2 separate regions of the Homo sapiens genome follow, and region 2 is linked to region 1. Evidence: read pairs that join two places in POLR2A ChIA-PET (ENCODE). Cell type or tissue: PC-9. All regions are shown on one strand. Links, peaks and the distances in the headings refer to the core of each region. The heading gives the core; the rest is flanking DNA.

The links. Peaks named below come from ENCODE experiments on the same cell type or tissue, not always from the same donor. Only the 100,000 strongest peaks of a DNase experiment are listed, where the experiment ranks them.
Region 2: POLR2A ChIA-PET joins it to region 1 with 10 read pairs; 1 of 35 experiments calls an interaction of 5 or more read pairs at or near these places.

Annotation. Positions count from the first base shown.
Region 1 is chr10:97,834,144-97,845,519 of GRCh38, forward strand. The region is part of intron 1 of GOLGA7B-DT (GOLGA7B divergent transcript); the gene reads right to left. LOC107984260 (a long non-coding RNA gene) reads left to right here. Exons shown (of 3, transcript XR_001747563.2): 2 at 6,682-6,791; 3 at 7,257-7,289. Among named protein-coding and RNA genes, the nearest start is that of GOLGA7B-DT, 10 kb to the right of the region's middle. RefSeq lists enhancers at 5,731-6,930, 7,431-8,373. In PC-9, for the core only: a CTCF peak has its summit at 6,078; a DNase peak (open chromatin) is centred at 6,198; H3K27ac peaks cover 1,491 bases.
Region 2 is chr10:97,703,891-97,713,569 of GRCh38, forward strand. No RefSeq gene overlaps it. Among named protein-coding and RNA genes, the nearest start is that of MARVELD1, 5.0 kb to the right of the region's middle. In PC-9, for the core only: a CTCF peak has its summit at 5,789 (motif pointing right); a DNase peak (open chromatin) is centred at 5,771.

The DNA of each region.
Region 1 (11,376 bases), core at 3,367-8,366:
CTTGGCTATGGCAGAAAAGGATGCAGCCTTCCTTCTCTCTCAAGCCTGGGCTCTTTTCTCTCTAATGTAGGAGCCTACTTCTCCCCTTCATCCCCATCATCTCCAGTGTCCCCATATTTATGATTTCCAGATTTCATAAATGAGTAGTGTGGTAGGTAGTGTTGGTCACATATCCAATCTCTGGCTATGTTCAACCTCTTCTTCCTTGCCTTCCTCTTCCTATAGAGTCTGAAAATGCTGGAGAGCTTCCTGGCTGCCCTTGCAACTAGACATGGCCATGGGACCCGGTTCTGGTCAATATGATACAAGGGCATGTTTACTGGGAGGCTTCTGAGAAAGATTTATCTCCCTGAAAAAAGGAAGTAGGTTCTCCCTCCTTCTGCCTGCCATGGATGTTTATATATGAGAACATGATGTTTGGAGCTGCAGCAGCCACCTTGCAACTCTGGGCAGTAAGTCCGAGGACAAGAAGCCAATGTGCTCAGGATGTAGAGAAAGGATGAAAAAGGCCTGGATTCTTAGGGACACTGGGGGCCAGTGAGCTCATTCTGGAGCTGCCACCCTATAGACTGCTTGTTATGTTAATCAGATGTCTTTATTGCTCAAATGATGTTCATAGGATAATCTATTTGCAGCCCCAAAATCCTGACTTTGGCCTTTGTAGTGATTTCTCTGTCTTGCTTTTTCTGTCATTCTGTTCACTGTACTTTTTGTACAGTGTACATCCTGTTCTTTTTGTACTCCAAATCGCACTCTCTAAAGACTCAGTAATGTAATTCCTGCCAATCCAGTTCCTCCTGAACTTTCTATAATACCTGACACTGTTCATCCACCTTCTGGAGGGCTTTTCCCTCCTGGGCTTCTGTGATGCTCCAGGGTCCAGGATCTCCAGCTGCCATCGTCTTTTTCTCCTTACACTGACTTCTTCTCTCCATGAGCTACTTTTGCTGAACACCTGCTACAGACCAGGAGCTGAACATGGTTCTTTCCAGAGGTCATTTTACTCCCTACAAAGCTCCTGTGACTTCGGTATTATAATTTCCACTTCACAGATGTGGAGCCTAAGCTCAGAGATGGTAATTAACTCATCTACAGTGATGGAATTAGTAAGTGACACAGCTGGGATTTGAACTGAGGTATCTTCAACCTCAGTTGAAGATCTTGCCCAAGGCTAGACAGCCAGTCTTTCTCATAGCCCTTTTTAACCCTCTCCTGAGGTCAAATGACACATTCTTATTGTATTAGGCCATTCTTGCATTGCTATAATAAAATACCTGAGACACGGCCTGGCACAGTGGCTTGTGCCTGTAATCTCAGTACTTTGGGAGGCCAAGGAGGGCAGATTGCCTGAGTCCAGTAGTTCAAGACCAGCTGGGCAACATGGTGAAACCCTGTCTCTACAAAAAATACAAAAATTAGGCAGGTGTGGTGGCTTGTGCCTGTGGTCCCAGCTATTCAGGAGACTGAGGTGGGAGAATCATTTTTTCCTGGGAGGTTGAGGCTGCAATGAACCATGATAGCACCACTGCACTCTAGCCTGGGTGACAGAATGAGACCCTGTCTTAAAAAAATACCCGAGACTGGGTAATTTATAAAGAAAAGAAGTTTAATTGGCTCACAGTTCTTCAGGCTCTACAGGAAGCGTGGTGCTAGCATCTGCTTGGCTTCTGGTGAAGCCTCAGGGAGCTTTCAATCATGGTGGAAGGCAAAAGGGGAATAGGAATGTCACATAGGTGCCATACACTTTTAGACAGACAGATTTTGCAAGAACTCACTCACTACTGTGAGGACAGCACCAAGAGGATGATGCCAAACCATTCATGGAAATCCACCCCCATGGTTGAGTCACCTCCCACCAGGCTGCACCTCCAATACTGGAGATTACAATTCAACATGAGATTTGGGTGGGGACAAATACACAAACGATATCACTCATTGCATCAATTCTATAGAGCCCTCCCAAGTTTTTCCCAGTCTTTTTTTTTTTTTTTTTTTTTTTTTTGAGATGGAGTCCCTTCAGTCCTGAAAAACCACGAATGCTTCTCCTCTCCCCTTACATCTGCCATGTGTAATTCTCACCTGGTCTGCCTTTGTGGTTTCTGACCACAGCATCTTCCAGCCATGGAGATGGATGGGTCGTCCTTCATTCTTTTGTCCACCCCTCCCTTCTCCATCTCATATACTCAATCAGAAGCAGCAGCCCTGGGTGACCACACTGAAAATGTTTCTTGCATCTGTCCCTTTGTCCTCACTCCTAGGCCATGCCCCATGCCCCACCACCTGGTCCTTCCCCTTCTCATCCACCCCCAAAACTGCTTCCAGATGGATGGTTCCAATACATTGCTTTCCTGATGCCCTCACATGCTCCCATTGCATATATGGCCCCGTCCTGGCTTTCATGGCCCTTCATGATCTGGCTCCAGCATTGGTTCTTGACAGAGTAGTTCAAATCCACCAGCATGGGCTGCTGTTTCCAGACATATCTTCCCCTTTCTTAACTTCCAGCTGCCCACTCTCCACCCCCACACTGTCTAGCATCTTCCTTCCCTAAGCATAAAACACCTCATCTTTCGTATCTACCTCTAGTCCTATGGGTGAGGGGAAGACTTCTGTTACTAGACTGCTGGGATCTCTCCCTGCTCAGCTTTCCTATAACTCTTGCTGTCTCTATAGGTCCCTGGGGCACCTGTTAGATGCTCACTTTGTCATGGTGTCTAAGCCAGATTTCCCAGACAAGACCATACAGTTCTTTATGATTGGAACGATGCCTCTCCCTATCTCAACCTTGGGGAACTGAATGGAGATGTTCCCTTTCCTGTAAGTCAACTCAACTGCCTATATAAATATTAACTGAGCATTTACTATGTTCCAGGTTCTATTCTAGGCACTGGGAATGCAGATGAGGAGACAAAGTTCCTGCCTTCAGGAGTTTATGGTGTGATAGGGAAGACAAACAAATAAATTGTAGAAAGTATGACTTATTATGGGGAAAGTATAGGGTGCTCGTAATAGGGGTACACATGACCAAGGCCAAAGTGACAGGAAAGCCTTAATCCCAAGGAAGGAAATTGTAAATCGAAACTAGAAGAGGTTTAGCCAGGTGAAAAGGCAGGTGAAGAGCAAGGAATGTTCCAGGTAGAGCACATGTGAAAGCTCAGAAGTGAGAGAGCACAGCACATTTGAGAGAGTGGAAAATCAGTCTACTCTGGCTGTGGCTGGCATGGAGTGTGTGTAGAAGAGAAGTGGTGAGAAGGGCTGGGGGTGGTGGTGTGTGGGGGCCAGATGGGCTGGACACAGGAGAGAGAGGAGTCCTGGGTGTTGTAGTCTTGGTGAGGAGGGATGGCACTTTTTTTTTTTTTTTTTTTTTTTGAGGTGGAGTCTCGCTTTTTCACCCAGGCTGGAGTGCAGTGGCACGATCTCAGCTCACTGCAACCTCCCCTTCCTGGGTTCAAGTGATTCTCCTGCCTCAGCCTCCTGAGTAGCTGGGACTACACGTGCACACCACCACACCCGGCTACTTTTTGTATTTTTTATAGAGATGGGGTTTCACCATGTTGGCCAGGCTAGTCTGGACCCTTAGCCTCAAGTGATCCGTCTGCCTCGGCCTCCCAAAGTGCTGGGATTATAGGCGTGAGCCACCGCGCCTGACCCCAGCACTTTTTAGCCAAGATAACTTTAGGTCCAGGGGAGTATCAGGAGCCCAGCAGGAGGAATAGATGACGTGGAGGCAGGGAATGGTGAAATGGCTGCTAGAACTCGGAAGACTATGGAAATGTTCCAATTGCCGGAACTTGCCCTGTGACCTGGGCAATGGTCAGGAATTCCAAAACCTCTAAGGAGTTTACCAGGCAAAGCATGGTAGGATAGAAACCATGAGAGAGATGTCTAGAAAGTCCTGTGTTTGGGAGTGGGATGGTTCAAGAAAGGCTTCCTGGCCCTGATGGACTTCAAGATGCGTCTGCAACATGGGACTGATAGTGCTGGGCATCGGTGTGGTGAGAATGGTGTTCTCTCCTTCCCGCCAGTGCCCAGAACAGTACCTGGAACATAGGAGATGCTCAGTCCTAGCCTGTGGCTAAGAGCTTCTGGCTCTGGGGCCTCTGGTGGCCCAGTTACCCCTGGGACCTCTGGTTCTCCTTTCCACAGCAGCAACTGACCTTGGGAGAGTGAGGTTGGCAAAGGCCATTTCCTCATCATTCATGTCCTTCCCAGTCTCTACCAAGCTAAGCAAATAGCTACTTTCTTTCCAAGGTAATTGGACCAATTTGTCCAAACATGGAAAGCCAATAAGTGGGTCTGAACTGAAGTCTTTATCTATTATGGCACCACACCTATTGTCTAGAAATTTGTATCATCTACAAAATAAAATTTTCATTTATACGCCCTCCCACAGAACAAATCAGATATAAAATGATTGATTCTAACAGTATCTCAAAGAAGCTCCCTTTCCAGAGAACTCTGCTTTAATCAATTCAACAAATATTTATTGAACCAGACATTATTCTAGGCATTTGGGATACATCAGTGAACATAGCAAAGATCCTTACCCAAGCTTGCAATTTAGCAGGCAAGACAAACAGAAGACATAATAAGTAAATTATACAGTTTTCTAGAAAAGGTGATGAGTGCTACAGAAAAGGATTAGAAGGGGGACTAAACAGAGAGTTCTGTTTTCCATAAGCCAACCTACCTGAGTGGGAAGGAGGATTGGGAAGGACGGGAGGGAAGGAAGAGATAGGACACAACTTCTGTGTTTTACTGCCCGCATAAGCCTTTGTCCCTGGTTGGAATTTTAAACTAATTGCATGTATTACTTTGATAAAAATTAAGTTTAAATAGTGACATAACTATATTGGGAGGGGAGGGCAGCGGTGTGACCCAAGTTCTCTTCTGTCACTGAAGAAAACAGGACAGTTTCTAAAGTGAATAAATCATAGAAGTACCGGTATATAGGTCAGGCGTGGTGGCTCACACTTGTAATCACAGCACTTTGGGAAGCCGAGGCAGGCGGATCACTTTAGGTCAGGAGTTCGAGACCAGCCTGGCCAACATGGTGAAACTCTGTCTCTAATAAAAATACAAAAATTAGCCAGGCTTGGTGGCACACACCTGTAATCCCAGCTACTAGGGAGGCTGAGGCAGGGGAATCACTTGAACCCAGGAGGTGGAGGTTGCAGTGAGCCAAGATCACACCACAGCACTCCAGCCTGGGCGACAGAGCGAGACTCTGTCTCAAAAAAAAAAAAAAAAAAAAAAAAAAAGTACAGGTATATCATTAGAAAGTAAAGATCATTATCAGAAGAATTTAAAACAGAAACCACGAAAAGAGTGAAAAGTCATTTCTTCTAGAGGAAAGAAGACAGAGTGGGAAGGCTCAGGACAGAGCTGGTGGGGGACTCTTGCCTTTTTAAAATAAGTCTTGCTGTATGTTTGGGTTTTTAAAATCATAGGCATGTGTTACTTTAATGATTAGAAAAAAATCTGCTGAGCCCTTGAGGGGGTCCACGGTGATGGGAGGTGCCTTTGGGACTTCTGCAGGGAGTGGAGGGTGGTAGAGCAAGCAAGTTCTGCCGCATTTCCTCCAAATCCACTTTCTTTTATTTGTTTTATGTATCTGACTTTCATGCGAGACTTTGAACAAAGGGTTCTGCAACTAAAATTGGTTCGAACTCTATGATCCCTTTTGGCTCTCGTAATTAATGATGCTTTATAAGCACCTGTTACCCTTTGTGCTCATGTCTATTTACTTCCTGAAATAATTTCCTTAATTTAGCCAGAAGCCTTGCAATCTGCCCCCAGTTGGCTATGGTTTGAAATGATTGGTGAGTTTGCTGCCAGTTTGCTCGGTGTAAAAGTGAGACCTTGCAGTAGGTCATTCCTGATTGCTACTTCAGAGGGCCTCTGGAGCCACTGTTAGAACAAAGGTCCGGTGGGCATTCTGTCTGGCCTCCAGCACAGTGGCTATTGTAACAACAGGTAAACATTTTGGCCAATAATTCCCCAATGTCATCTCAGTATCTGCAGTCTCTCCTGTGCAGCTGTGAATCTGCTTATAGAATCTACTTATAGAACCTTGCCTCCCACTCCACTTCCTGGAGATGGGGAAGAGAGAGAGAGAGAGAGAGAGAGAGAGAGAGAGAGAGAGAGAGACTATGAATGAAGTTAGGAAAGGGAGGGAGGGAGGCAACTCCCCTTTCGCTTAGTCACCTCCTAGTGACTCCACTTCCAAACATGTGTCATAGTCAGCCTGCCCTTGTTCTATTTTTAGGGCAGGTCCACTCCATTCATGTTTCTGGGGCCTCTGCAGTTGTTGCTGTGTCTGCCTGGCAGCTGCTTTCTTGAATTTGAGGTTCCAGAGGTTTTGTGTTTCCAGGCACCTTTCATGCATCCTTGCCTTTGCACACTGTTTTTCATCTGGTGTCTGGGGATCTGACACTAATCCCTGAAGGCCAAGCTCAAATGCCACGTAGTTAGTAAGACCTTTCTGGGCCCCCAACTGTGGAGAATCTGTCTCCACCTTAGCACTTATCACAGACCCTGGCCATCACTTGATTATATTTTGTGTCCTTAGGGGGTTGGAAACATCCCATGGTCATCTCTCTGAGGCATACAGTGGGTGCCTAATTAACTACTTGCCGAGTGAAATGAAGCATGTTTGCCGATATCTCTTCTATGCTTTAGGAAATCCCACTGGGCCTGGAAGAAATGTCAGTGTGGGAAGATCTCTCTCAAGGCATCACCATAAATCTTTTCCTGTTTTCCTCTTGAAAGACAAGATTTGGAAAAGTCAGGTAACATCTAGAGAAAGCCTCTAATAGCCCTCTCCCTCTCCCTCTCCCTCTCCCTCTCCCTCGCCCTCTCCCCTTTCCACGGTCTCCCCTCTCCCTCTCTTTCCACGGTCTCCCTCTCACGCCGAGCCGAAGCTGGACTGTACTGCCGCCATCTCGGCTCACTGCAGCCTCCCTGCCTGATTCTCCTGCCTCAGCCTGCCGAGTGCCTGCGATTGCAGGCGCGCGCCGCCACGCCTGACTGGTTTTCGTATTTTTTTGGTGGAGACGGGGTTTCGCTGTGTTGGCCGGGCTGGTCTCCAGCTCCTAACCACGAGTGATCCGCCAGCCTCGGCCTCCTGAGGTGCCGGGATTGCAGACAGAGTCTCGTTAACTCAGTGCTCAATGGTGCCCAGGCTGGAGTGCAGTGGCGTGATCTCGGCTCCCTGCAGCCTCCACCTCCCAGCCGCCTGCCTTGGCCCCCCACAGTGCCGAGATTGCAGCCTCTGCCCGGCCGCCACTCCGTCTGGGAAGTGAGGAGCGTCTCTGCCTGGCCGCCCATCGTCTGGGATGTGAGGAGCCCCTCTGCCTGGCTGCCCAGTCTGGAAAGTGAGGAGCCTCTCTGCCCGGCCGCCATCCCACCTAGGAAGTGAGGAGCGCCTCTTCCCGGCCGCCATCCCATCTAGGAAGTGAGGAGCGTCTCTGCCCGGCCGCCCCGTCTGAGAAGTGAGGAGACCCTCCGCCTGGCAACTGCCCCGTCTGAGAAGTGAGGAGCCCCTCCGCCCGGCAGCTGCCCCGTCTGAGAAGTGAGGAGCCCCTCCGCCCGGCTGACACCCCGTCTGGGAAGTGAGGAGCGTCTCCGCCCACACCCCTTCCGGGAGGGAGGTGGGGGTCAGCCCCCGCCAGGCCAGCCGCCCCGTCCGGGAGGGAGGTGGGGGGGGTCAGCCCCCCGCCCGGCCAGCCGCCCCGTCCGGGAGGTGAGGGGCGCCTCTGCCCGGCCGCCCCTACTGGGAAGTGAGGAGCCCCTCTGCCCGGCCGCCACCCCGTCTGGGAGGTGTGCCCAGTAGCTCATTGAGAACGGGCCATGATGGCAATGGCGGTTTTGTGGAATAGAAAAGGGGGAAAGGTGGGGAAAAGATTGAGAAATCGGATGGTTGCTGTGTCTGTGTAGAAAGAAGTAGACATGGGAGACTTTTCATTTTGTTCTGTACTAAGAAAAATTCTTCTGCCTTGGGATCCTGTTGATCTATGACCTTACCCCCAACCCTGTGCTCTCTGAAACATGTGCTGTGTCCACTCAGGGTTAAATGGATTAAGGGCGGTGCAAGATGTGCTTTGTTTAACAGATGCTTGAAGGCAGCATGCTCGTTAAGAGTCATCACCACTCCCTAATCTCAAGTACCCAGGGACACAAACACTCTGCCTAGGAAAACCAGAGACCTTTGTTCAGTTGTTTATCTGCTGACCTTCCCTCTACTATTGTCCTATGACCCTGCCAAATCCCCCTCTGCGAGAAACACCCAAGAATGATCAATTAAAAAAAAAAATAAATAAATAAAATAAAATTAAGCCAAATTGCAATCTAAAACTAACTTTTTTTAAAAAAATGTTTTAATGGGAACAGAAATGTTAAAACTCACAGTAGAACAGAATTTTAAAAATAGTAATTTTAACAATAAATTTGTTTTCATAACCATAAAAAAAAAAGAAAGCCTCTAATATTTGGATGAATTCTATCTGGGAAGGGAGAATTATTGCCACCATTTTACAGATCAGAAATCAGAGGCTCAGAGAGATTGAGACTTGCTAATGATTACATAGTAAATAGGAGAGCCAGAGGTTGAAACCTATGTCATCTGACTCCAGGGATGCCGTTTCCTACCACATACTTCCTAGTAGTCTCCGCAATGTGCCATGAGATGACATTGTTTAAGGCTTTCCAGACCACAATTTCCCCCTCAAGCATTCATGCAATTGTTTTCCATCCAGACCCAAGTGCTGAGAATTTCCTCGTCTCCCCTGCTTTTTCTTCATCTCCCTGAGGTTTGCTAGCTCTTTCCCTGGCTTCTCTGCCGTCTGCAAGAGTTCGTTTTTCTCTCATCTCTTTCCAGCTATTATGATTTCCAAATCTTTCAGTTGGTTTCTTTTTCCGGCTGTGGTCCTTTATGGGGAGGCTTTCCAATGCAGCCGCAGATTGGAGGATGATAACACTGAATGTTAGTGGATCTTCTTTGATGTTATTTTGTGGGTGAACTCATTAATTTATGATAAAAAACATCAAAGAGCTAGGCTCTTGCATAGGACTAGGTTGTCCCAAGGCAGCTGGATAATAATGATTAGTCAGATTAAATCTCAAAGAGCTCTCTGCCTCAAATATAGGAGTTAAAGTCCAGATGACTGCATTTGGGAACATCCCATCCTCTAGCATCTCATCACAGCCTTGAGTCAGCCCAACATGGAATGCTGCCCACTCTGAATGTGGGTCTCTCTCTGTGGCTTCCACTTTGAGGCCTCTAAGACTTGAGGTCTGTTGAGATTGTTACAACCCTGGAGGCAATGTAGGGGAAATAGGGTGAGGCTGTGAAAGCCTCTTTCCCACCAGAGGAGCTAGATATTAAAAGGGATCATTTGTCCTTGCATGAGTGATCTCAAAGCTCTCTATAGACTCTAGTCCTGTGACGTCAATGGGGAGAACTCTCTCTGGGCTAAGTGCCAGCTCCATGCTTGGCACGGAGCAAGCTTTCTATAGGTACTGGCTGAATGATGGACCAAGCTTTCTAGAGGTAATGGTTGAATGATGTGTGAAAAGCCGTTGGCTAGTTGAAGGGGAGCAGGAGTGGAGCTCAGGTTTTTCTTTATGTGACAAAACCTCCTAACCAGCTCCCATCTGTGGCCATTTACTGTGTTTTTTTTTATTGTTATACTTTAAGTTTTAGGGTACATGTGCACAATGTGCAGGTTAGTGACATATGTATACATGTGACATGCTGGTGCGCTGTACCCACTAACTCGTCATCTAGCATTAGGTATATCTCCCAATGCTATCCCTCCCCCCTCCCCCCACCCCACAACAATCCCCAGAGTGTGATGTTCCCCTTCCTGTGTTCATGTGTTCTCATTGTTCAATTCCCACCTATGAGTGAGAATATGCGGTGTTTGGTTTTTTGTTCTTGTGATAGTTTACTGAGAATGATAATTTCCAATTTCATCCATGTCCCTACAAAGGACATGAACTCATCATTTTTTATGGCTGCATAGTATTCCATGGTGTATATGTGCCACATTTTCTTAATCCAGTCCACTGTGTTTCTTTCGCCTCTGTGGGAAATTGTCTGTGCTCCTCTCCTGAGCCATCCCCTCTCTGTTTGCCCTGTGTCCCATTCTCTGCTGGCCTGTTAAGGGCTTGCTCCTGCAATTAACCCTCTCTTTTCTGAATCATCAGTGTTTCCCTCTCTACTAGATGATTCCTGTCAGCAGACAAACATGCCCTAATGTCTTCCCTCTTGAAAGGAAACTCCCTTGCTTCCATGTCTCTCTCAGACCCCCATGCTAGTCTTTGCTTCCCTTTGCAGGAGAAAGAATTGTCTACACTCTCAGTACCTCTCCTCTCTCTCCTCCATGCTAACTCTCAAACCCACTTTAATCAGGATCTTATCCCTGCACCACTAAAATGGCTCTTGTCAAGGTCACTGGCGAACCTTCTTGCTGCCAAGTCCAGTAGTCATTCCTCAGTCCTCATCTTATTCCACCTGTGAGCAGCATTCAACATGGCAGGCAAGGCTCTCTTTCCAGCCTTCTTTGCTTGGCTCCAGGACACCGCCCTCTCTTGAATCTCCTCCTACTTCACTGGCCCCTCTTCTCAGTCTTTTGTCTTCCAGCCTGTCAGTGACCAAGTGTCCTGAATCAGTTCTTGGACAGCTTTTCTAGCTATGCCTACTCGCTCGATGATGTCTCTAGTCCCATGGTTTTAAATGCTATCCACATACTGAAGGGTCCTGAAGTTATATCTCCAACTCCTCATCCTCCCTTATAATTTGCTTATAACATGCACATCAAACTTCAAACCTAAGTGAACAAAACACAACCAAAATGCTGTGTTCTCTATCCCTTCAGGCCTGCTCAGTCCCTAGTCTTCCCCTCTCAGTAGATGGCCACTCCTTTCTTCTGATGGCTCAGATCTCAAGACTTAGACTCATCTTTGACGATCTCTTATTTATTTATTTATTTTGAGACAGAGTCTTTCTCTGTCCAGGCTGGAGTGTAGTGGCACAATCTCGGCTCACTGCAACCTCCACGTCCTGGGTTCAAGTGATTCTCCTCCCTCAGTCTCCTGAGTAGCTGGGTCTACAGGTGTGTGCCACCATGCCTGGCTAATTTTTGTATTTTTAGTAGAGTCAGGGTTTTGCCATGTTGGTCAGGCTGGTCTTGAACACCTGATCTCATCTCAAGTGATCCACCTGCCTTGGCCTCCCGAAGTGCTGGGATTACAGACATGAGCCACCATGCCCGGCCTGCCTTCTTTATACCACACATCCAATCCATCAGAAGATCCTCTCAGCATTACTTTCAAATTATATCTAGAATCTAGCCACTTTTTCCCACCTCTACT
Region 2 (9,679 bases), core at 3,016-8,015, 130 kb before region 1:
TTTGCAGGTCAAAGGCACGCTTACAAGCAAGTTGTTCGCCATCTCCAGAATTTAGCTGGCGTAGCTGGGTGCAGGGACTCATAATCCCAGCACTTTGGGAGGCTGAAGGGGAAGGATCGCTTGAGACCAGGAGTTCAAGACCAGCTTGGGCAATATGGTGAGACCTCATCTCCACAAAAAAACAAAAAATAAAAAATTAGCCAGGCATGGTGGTGCACACTTGTAGTCCCAGCTACTTGGGAAAGTGAGGCAGGAAGATCTCTTGAGCCCCAGGAGTTAGAGGATGCAGTGAGCTGTGTTTGCACCACTGCACACCAGCGTGGGTGACAGAGCAAGACCCTGTCTCTCTAAAAAGAAAGGAAGGAAGGAAAGAAGGAAGGAAGAAAGAAAGAAGAAAGAAAACAGAAGAAGAAAAATAAAAATAAATTAGCTGGCTCTGGAGGGGGCAGTCCCTTCCCTGATCTGCCAGGCCTCAAGATGGCAAAAATACATCTTAAAATACAGAAAATAAAATAAATGCATTATAAAATACAGAAACAAACAAACAAACAAACATGATCACTACACAGGAATTCAGCCAGAGCACAGCAGGAGGGGCTTGTTTCTGATCCACAATGTCAGGACTTCAGCTGGGAAGCCTTGAATGCTGAGGTTGACTTGATAGCTGGAGGGGCTGGAATAATCGTTTCTTATCCCTTTGGTGCCTAGCCTGGGAAAACCTGAAGACTAGAACTGTTGACTGGAGTGCTTCAGTGGCTTCTCAATGTGACCAGAAGCATGGTGGCCTCAGAATAGCCAGACTTCTTCCATAGTGGCTCAGGGCTTCAAGTGTATTTTTATTTTGGCAAATAGGGCAGAAGCTGCATTGCCTTTTTTTTTTTTTTTTTTTTTTTTTTGAGACAGGGTCTTGCTGTGTCATCCAGGCTGGATTGCAGTGGTGTGATCTTGGCTCACAGCAACCTCTGCCTCCCAGGCTCAAGCGATCCTCCCACCTCAGCCTCCCAAGTAACTGGAACTACAGGGTCACGCCACCACACCCAGGTACATTTTTTTTTTTTTTTTTTTGTATTTTTGTAGAGATAGGGTTTTGCCATGTTGCCCAGGCTGGTCTCGAACTCCAGCCTGGTCAGGGCGATCTGCCCACCTCAGCCTCCCAAAGTTCTGGGATTACAGACATGAGCCACCATGCCCAGGCTGCATTGCCTTTTTTGACATGACCTAGAAGAGATATAGTGTTGTTACTGCCATTAGTTACAACTGAGTCATAAGCCTGCCCAGATTCTGGAGGAGAGTCACAGAATTTCCAGCTATTTTTTAAAACCCACCCATGTGGAACTAGGATTCAGATTCTGGCAGTTTGGCTCCAGGCCCTCCTTGCTTAACTACAGGGTCAATGTAAGGCACAGAAATCTGTTTAAGTTTGCCCAGGAAGTGGGGAGAAAGGTACTGTGAAACTGAAGTGTGTTCACTGCTATGAAGTCCAGCTGAATGACCTGGAGCAAGTCACAGGCAGCTATTTTCTGTCTCTCACTATCCCTCGTCTCTGCATATCTGCCTGTGGTAGTTAACTTTATGTGTCAACTTGACTGGGCCATAGGATGCCCAGATATTTGGTCAAATGTGATTCTGGGTGTTTCTGTGAGGGTGTTTGTGGATGAGATTAACATATACATTGGTAGACTGAAAGCCAATTGCCTCCAATTGTGGGTGGGGCTCATCCAATAGGTTGAAGGCCTGAATAGAATACAAATCAGCCAGTTTACAGGCTGTCGTGTGGGGTAAGGAGGTCATGCAGATAAACACTCAGCACAGAGCATCATCCAACACTAGCCCAGCCCTTGGGGGCCATTCTCCTGCATTAAAGCTCCTGCTGCCGGGCTCAGTGGCTCATGCCTGTAATCCCAACGCTTTGGGAGGCTGAGGCGAGTGGATCACCTGAGGTCAGGAGCTCGAGACCAGCCTGGCCAACATGGTGAAACCCCATCTCTACTAAAAATACAAAAATTAGCGGGGCGTGGTGGCAGGCGCCTGTAATCCCAGCTACTTGGGAGGCTGAGGCAGGAGAATCACTTGAACCTGGGAAGCGGAGGTTGCAGTGAGCCGATAACACACCATTACACTCCAGCCTGGGTGACAGAGTGAGACTCTGTCTCAAAAAAAAAAAAAGGAAAAAAAAAAAAGAAAGCTCCTGCTGTGGTTAGGATAGGGAGTTAGGGGGCAAATCCCCCATTCCAGGGGCTCTCTAGCATAGCAGGGGAGACATGGAAATAACAGACAGAGTCAGGCTCCCAAGTGCAGATCTTAGGGACTGCAGCAACCACACCCACTCTCATGGTCTCTTGCCTGGCCCCACTCACTCTTGGGGCCTCTTGCCCAGCCCTCTACCTCCTGACCCTCCCCACAAAATCGGGACCATTCTCTTTCCTGCCATTCAGGGGCAGTCCTCTGATGTTTTGTCTCACCCTAGACCAAGGCTGAAGCCTCAGATATAGGCAGTGGTGAAAAGATCCGATTTGGAATTTCTATTTCTACTAGCTGTGTGACACTGGATGAGCCACATAACCTCCCTGTGTCTTGGGCTCAGTTTCCTCATTTTAAGGTGAGGATTTTTTTGTTTTGTTTTGTTTTTGTTTGTTTGTTTTGAGATGGAGTTACGCTCTGTCTCCCAGGCTGGAGTGCAGTTGTACAATCTTGGCTCAGTGCAACCTCCGCCTCCTGGGTACAAGCAATCCTCCTGCCTCAGCCTGCCTCCTGAGTAGCTGGGACTACAGGCATGCGCCACTGCCTGGCTAATTTTTTTTTTCCTTTTTGATGGAGTCCCACTCTGTTGCCCAGGCTGGAGTGCAGTGGCGTGATCTCAGCTCACTGCAACCTCTGCCTCCCGGGTTCAAGCAGTTCTCCTGTTTCAGCCTCGCAAGTAGCTGGTACTGCAGGCGCACGCCACAACACCCGGCTAATTTTTGTATTTTTAGTAGAGATGGGGTTTCACCATGTTGGCCAGGCTGGTCTCGAACTCCTGACCTCAGGTGATCTGCCTGCCTCGGTCTCCCAAAGTGCTGGGATTACAGGTGTGAGCCACCGCCCCTGGCCTAAAATGAGGATGGTTTTAACAGTTCCTACTTCACAGGGCTATTGTAGGAAGTAAATGAGACAAATGCAGACAGCACCTGGCATAGTGCCTGGCACAGAGTAGGTGCTCTGCAAGTGTTAATTATTACTGTTGAGCCAGCCCCAATTCTATCCAAAGTGGGACTGTCAGAGCAGTGCTGATTACCCAGTCTGTCCTGGCTCAGGGCGTCCAATCACTCAGATGCGGCCCCACTTTCCCCCAGAGTGTGGTCTTCGGGGGTTTGCACATCCCCATCATGGGTCCCAGCAAGGGCACCTTCAGCACCTCATGGGCAGCCTCTTGATGGCATGGCCTCAGGAGCACCTACCATAGTTGCCAACAATTACTTAGCCTAAGGGTCCCAGCCTTGCCAACCAGTGTCCTGGGTGGCTTCACACAAAAGTAAGTCTGGGTGGTTTGGGGTCTGATCCTGGCCGGTGTTCCCTGAGGGGTGAGGGCTGAGTTCTGCCAGAGTCAAATGCCTTCACCAGGTCTGGACTGTGAAGGTCAGATCAGGTCCGGACCGTGGCCCCTGACCCCTGCCGCTGCAAACAACTGTCCAGAGTCCAGGCTGCCTCATGGCTCAGGCAAAGGCCCAGGTACTCCCTGGGGGCTGGATCAACAAGCTCAAGAGCCACCCAGAGTCCCAGCCAGCACCTCCCAGAGGTGACCTCACTGACTACTCCAGTAGCCTCTGTTCCGACAGCCCGGTGGGAGCCATCCTGGGAACAGGCCAAGAGGAGGGAGCCTCTTGGCCCAGAGATGTGAGTGCGTGTCCTGGGCCTGGCTCCACGGTGCTCCTGAACAGAGCCCCCTGCCCTACAGCTCCAGGGAACTTCCTGTTTGGGTGCCATCCTGATGGTGTCAAGAGTATTGTGGTAACACACCATATTGTGTGTCAGGAGACCTAAACTCCCATCATCAATGAGCAGTGTGACCTGGGGCAAGTCGCATCCCCTCTCTGGGCCTCAGTTACTCCCTCCATAAAATGAGAAGCCTGGAGCAAATGATCCTTAAGGCCTCTTCCAGCTCAGGCATCTAATGGTAGCATACTGCCAGGTACACAGTAGCTGCTCAGGGAATGGTTAGTAATTTAATCATAAGATTCAAGGCAGGATTCCACAGTTCCTGGCACCCATCTGCTTTCTTGCTTTGCATTTTGCCTCTGCCATTAGCAGATTTGTGTCCGGTGTCAGCCCAGGGCCTGGCATATAATAGATGTTAAAAAAATGTGAGCTGAGTCTATATATGCAGTACTTTTACAGTAGCCTAGAGACAGAACAGGATCTGACTGTGAACTGCAAGTGCTGATCACGGGGTCACAGCATGGGCCACACATTTCTTCTTGTTACAAGTTTCTGGCCTTCCTTTCTGGCCAATTGAAAGTCATTGCACTGAGGCTTAGATAATCAACCAAGCAGCACTACCCTGTTCCCTGAATAGTGCAGGCACTGCTTTTGCTCACACTGTTCCTTCTGCCTAGAACACCTGTCAGGGGCTGGGATGTTACTCCACCAATAAGCTAGCCTGGTGTTGTTTCTTAGATGCTGGTAGGAGACACAGGATTCCTGAGACACAGATAAAGCAGCCTGATCATCCTAGTTATGTCTGTTCCCCTTGTCCTCAACTCTCACGGGAACAACAACAGAGGGGTGCAGGTGGACATTACACCTGCAGTGTTTGTGACACAGCTGAGAAGCACTGAACTTGGGGAACCCACCACTGTTGCCACCACCACCACCACCTTTTTTTTTTTTTTTTTTTGAGGCAGAGCCTTGCTCTTTTGCCCAGGTAGAGTGCAGTGGCATGATCTCGGCTCAGTGCAACCTCTGCTTCCTGGGTTCAAGCGATTCTCACACCTCAGCCTTCCGAGTAGCTGGGACTACAGGTGCGTGCCACCACACCAGGCTAATTTTTGAAGTTTTAGTAGAGATGGGGTTTCACCATGTTGGTCAGGCTGGTCTTGAACTCCTGACTTCAGGTGATCTGCCTGCTTCGGCCTCCCAAAGTGCTGGGATCACAGGCATGAGCCACCACGCCTGGCCACCATCATCATTTTTATTGTAAGCAAGCCTGCTCTTTGGGAGATGTTCCCTTATCTCTTAAGGTTGCTGGCTGCAGACACGACCCTGAAGAATGGCAGGGGAAAGAGCAGTCATAGCCTTGCATTCATGGCACGCCCAGCAATAACATCCAGCCATGCTCTGGACCCATGGCGGGGGACCGCTCCCAGCAACTCTGGTCTCCTACCTCTGCTGGTCGAAGTTCTATCCGGCCTCCAGTGACAACTTCTGCTGAAAGATTCCCCAGCTCTCCCCTCACATACTCTCTCCTTCCCTTTTGTATTTCCTTAGAACCCTCATCTACACCTCTCTTTTGTGTCCACAGTGATCCCTCCCCTACCAGCAGAGTGCAAACGCTTTGAGGGCAGAAGTTGGTCCTTTTCATTCCTGCTTTCCACATCCAGATTGTTTGCAGCTAGCAGGTGCCTAGACCATATTTGTTGAGTTGGACGGAATCATAATTTTTCTGCATGTTATGCTTTTTCCAGAGAGTCTGCTGGACCGCCCCGTGGAATGTGAAAACATTCCAGAGGCTAAAAATATCGCCCCAAAGCCGCTGCAGGAGCTTCCTTGTAAGGGGTGATGTGACTCCAGAGGCTGGAAGTTTATGTTCACCAGGTGGCGCTCTGACTCTCAAGTTTCCCAATGCCTTTTTTAGAAAGGAAGGATTATGTTCCCTCTTTTAAAGTTTGTTCACTTAGGTCCCCCCCTCACATTAATTCCCTGTCACCAGCCCAGCACCCAGATTCGGATCCCAGCTGCCCATCTGAGCCTACGCCCTATTCAAGACCGGCATCTGGAGGGCACTGAGGATGTCCCCCCAGGGCACAGAAGGATGCTAAGGGATGCTGAGGGGAAAGCCCTGAAACTGGGATCTGAAGACCTAGGTTTGAGTCCCAACAATGACACTTACAAGTTGTGTTTCTTTGGGCAAGTCACTTAGCCTTTCTGGGTCCCTGTGAGTGTAGTCAAGAATAAAATGTGGAGATTATATAAACGCACTTTAAATTTGGTGTGGAGTCAGCTCCCCTGGGCTGGTGTTTGAGGTTTCACCACCTTCCTATGAACATGGTCAGCTTCTTTTTTTTGAGATGGAGTCTTGCTCTGTTGCCAGGCTGGAGTGCAGTGGTGTGATCTCGGCTCACTGCAACCTCTGACTCCCTAGTTCAAGCGATTCTTCTGCCTCAGCCTCCCAAGTAGCTGGGACTATAGGCGCATGCCACCATGCTGACTAATTTTTTAATCTTTAGTAGAGACAGGGTTTCACCATGTTGCCATGTTGGTCAGGTTGGTCTCAAACTCCTGACCTCATGATCCGCCCGCCTCAGCCTCCCAAAGTGCTAGGATTACAGGGGTGAGCCACCGTGCCCAGCCATGGTCTGCTTCTTTAACCCTGTAAGCCCCAGTTTCCCCATCAGCAAATCAGAAATAGATATAAAAATAACAATCATTTTATAGGGTTGTTGTAAGGATCAAGTAAAACAACGAATAGAAAGTGCTTGTCATAGTGCCTAGAATACAGTAAGCATTCAATTAATAAAAATCACATGTATATTGGCCAGGCATGGTGGCTCAAGCCTGTAATCCCAGCACTTTGGGAGGCTGAGGCAGGCGGATCATGAGATCAGGAGATCGAGACCATCCTGGCTAACATGGTGAAACCCCGTCTCTACTGAAAATACAAAAAATTAGCGGGCGTGGTGGCGGGCACCTGTAGTCCCAACTACTCGGGAGGCTGCGGCAGGAGAATGGCATGAACCCGGGAAGCGGAGCTTGCAGTGAGCCGAGATCGCGCCACTGCACTCCAGCCTGGGAGACAGAGCGAGGTTCTGTCTCAAAAAAATAAAATAAAATAAAATAACATGCGTATTATGAATCCCTGGCCCCTAAAACAGTGCCCAGCATTTAATAGGTGCTCAATATCTATTTGCTGGTAACAGGATTTTACAGATGAGGAAACTGAGGCACAAAGAGCTCAAGCCTACCCTCCCTGCAGGTTCCAGCACTAAGGAGTAGTGAAGCAATGATTCATAGCCAGGCAGTCTGACTCCAGGACCTGCACCCGTAGTCTCTATACCATGCTGTCGCACACAGACAGAGGTGTCATACATCACCATTTGTTCATTTAAAATATGCATTCAAGCCTGTAATCCCAGCACTTTGGGAGGCCGAGGCAGGCAGATCACTTGAGGTCAGGAGTTCGAGACCAGCCTGGCCAACATGGTGAAACCCCGTCTCTACTAAAAACACAAAAATTAGCCGGGTATGATGGTACACGCCTGTAGTCCCAGCTACGTGGGAGGCTGAGGCAGGAGAATCGCTTGAACCTGGGAGGCTGAGGCAGGAGAATCGCTTGAACCTGGGAGGCTGAGGCAGGAGAATCACTTGAACCTGGGAGGTGGAGGTTGCAGTGAGCTGAGATCCTGCCACTGCACTCCAGCCTGGGTGACAGAGTGAGACTCCATCTCAAAAAAAAAAAAAAAGAATATATATATATATATGCATTTATATATATATGCATTATATATATAAATGCTTACATATATATGCATTTAGGCCAGGTGCAGTGGCTCATGCCTATAATCTTAACACTTTAGGAGGCCGAGGAGGGAGGATCATTTGAGCCCAGGAGTTTGAAACCAGCCTGGGCAAGATGGCAAGATTCCGTCTCTATTTTTTTTTAATACATTCAGAGCCTTCTCCAAGTGGGCTGAGTTGGCAGTGAGAGCATTACCCGCTGAGAAGCCACATAGCTTTTCTCTCCCAAGGGGAGCCAGCCTGCTGGAAGAGGACCTGCTCAGCCAGGCCAAAGGCCAGAGGACTCATCTTATGACCGGGAGATGAAGACTAGCTCTGCAGCGTGGGGTCAGCTGTAGGTCTGAGGCATGCACTGTCCCCAGGGTAAGAGGGGCACCCTCAGTTCCATTGCTGCCCCTGCAGCCACTCAGTCATCTGCTCCACGTATTTTACTCAGGGTCTCCTATGAGCCAGGCACAGGCAAAGATGGATAAGACATGATATCCAATAGTTATGATGTAGCCGACTCAACACTGCTGCAGAGGGATGGTCCAACTGGGGGCCTAGAAGAGCAGCCTCAGAGGCTGGACCAAAAGGAAGCAGCATTTAAACTGAGCCTTGAAGGATAAATAGGAGTTTTGCTGTCAAGTGGGGTGTGGGAATGAGGGCATTCTGAGCTTACTTGGGAAATTTGGAAAGGATTAGTGGGTTGTATGCTGGGTGACAGCATGGGACAGGGAAGGAAGTGGCAAGCCAGGAAGTTGGAAATTGGTTGGGGACAAATTGTGAAATAGGCCACACAGAAGAGACAGCTTCTGTCCTGTCTCAGTAGGGGAAGCAGTGTAACAAACATCAGGTCTGTCTTTTAGAAAGATGTCATGACCTGGCTTGGTGGTTCACGCCTGTAATCCCAGCACTTTGGGAGCCAAGGGGGACAGATCACTTGAGGTCAGGAGCTCGAGACCAGCCTGGCCAACATGGCAAAGCCCTGTCTCTACTAAAAAAAATACAAAAATTAGCTGGGTGTGGTGGCACTCGCGACTGTAGTCCCAGCTACTTGGGAGACCGAGGCAGGAGAATCACTTGAGGCCGGGAGGCGGAGGTTGCAGTGAGCAGAGATTGCTCCACTGCCCTCCAACCTGGACGACAGAACAGTACTCTACCCCACCGCCCCCCACCCCCCCCCCCACAAAAAAAAGGAAAAAGAAAAAAGAAAGATGCCATGGGCACAAAGGTTGAGCATGAAGGAGAGAAGAGAGACTGGTGGTAGTTACCAGCTTCCTGGTCTGAACCCAGGTAGGCTTCATTCCTCCTCAGCAAAATGAGGGGAGTTGCGTGTATCTCTGTGGTTGTTTTGAGGGTTAAATGAGAACTCAGGTAAAGCGGTGGCACGGAATAATAATAATGTAAAGCATCGTTAGCCTCCATCACAGGCAGTTCGGCCTAGTAGTTAAGTCCGTGGGCTTTGCTTCCTCTTGGCCCTGGGTTTGTGTCCCAGCCATGTTAGGTAGCGTATTTTGAATGTGGGCAAGACAGAAGGATGGCAAGGAAGGGTTGGATAAAAGAGGGTGTGGACAATAAGCTTGTGCCGAGTGGAACGAGTGGCGGTGCCTCTGGTGGGTGATGGACTCTTACTCCGACATGGGTAACTCGGACAGCTTTGGACAGGACGAGGCGGGCCCTGGCAGGAGACTGCGGATGTCCAGGTGACAGTGGATGCCAGTTCAAAACCAGCACTGCTCTCCTCCCGCGCCCAGGAAGAGCCCAGAGGCCCGGGGTGGGCGCTATGGCAGGAAAGAGGGAAAAGGAGGAGGCAGGGCGGGCAGGGGCGGCCCCAGATGTGGCAAACTTGGCGCAGCAGCGCACGGGCGGACAGGGCGGAAGGCCCGCGTCGGGCTGGGAGATGCGCCCTGCCCTGGCCCGAGGACGAAGGAATCCGAGCTGGGGGCCTGGCGCAGAGGGGAAAGGGGGGCGCCAGGGTGGTGAGCGA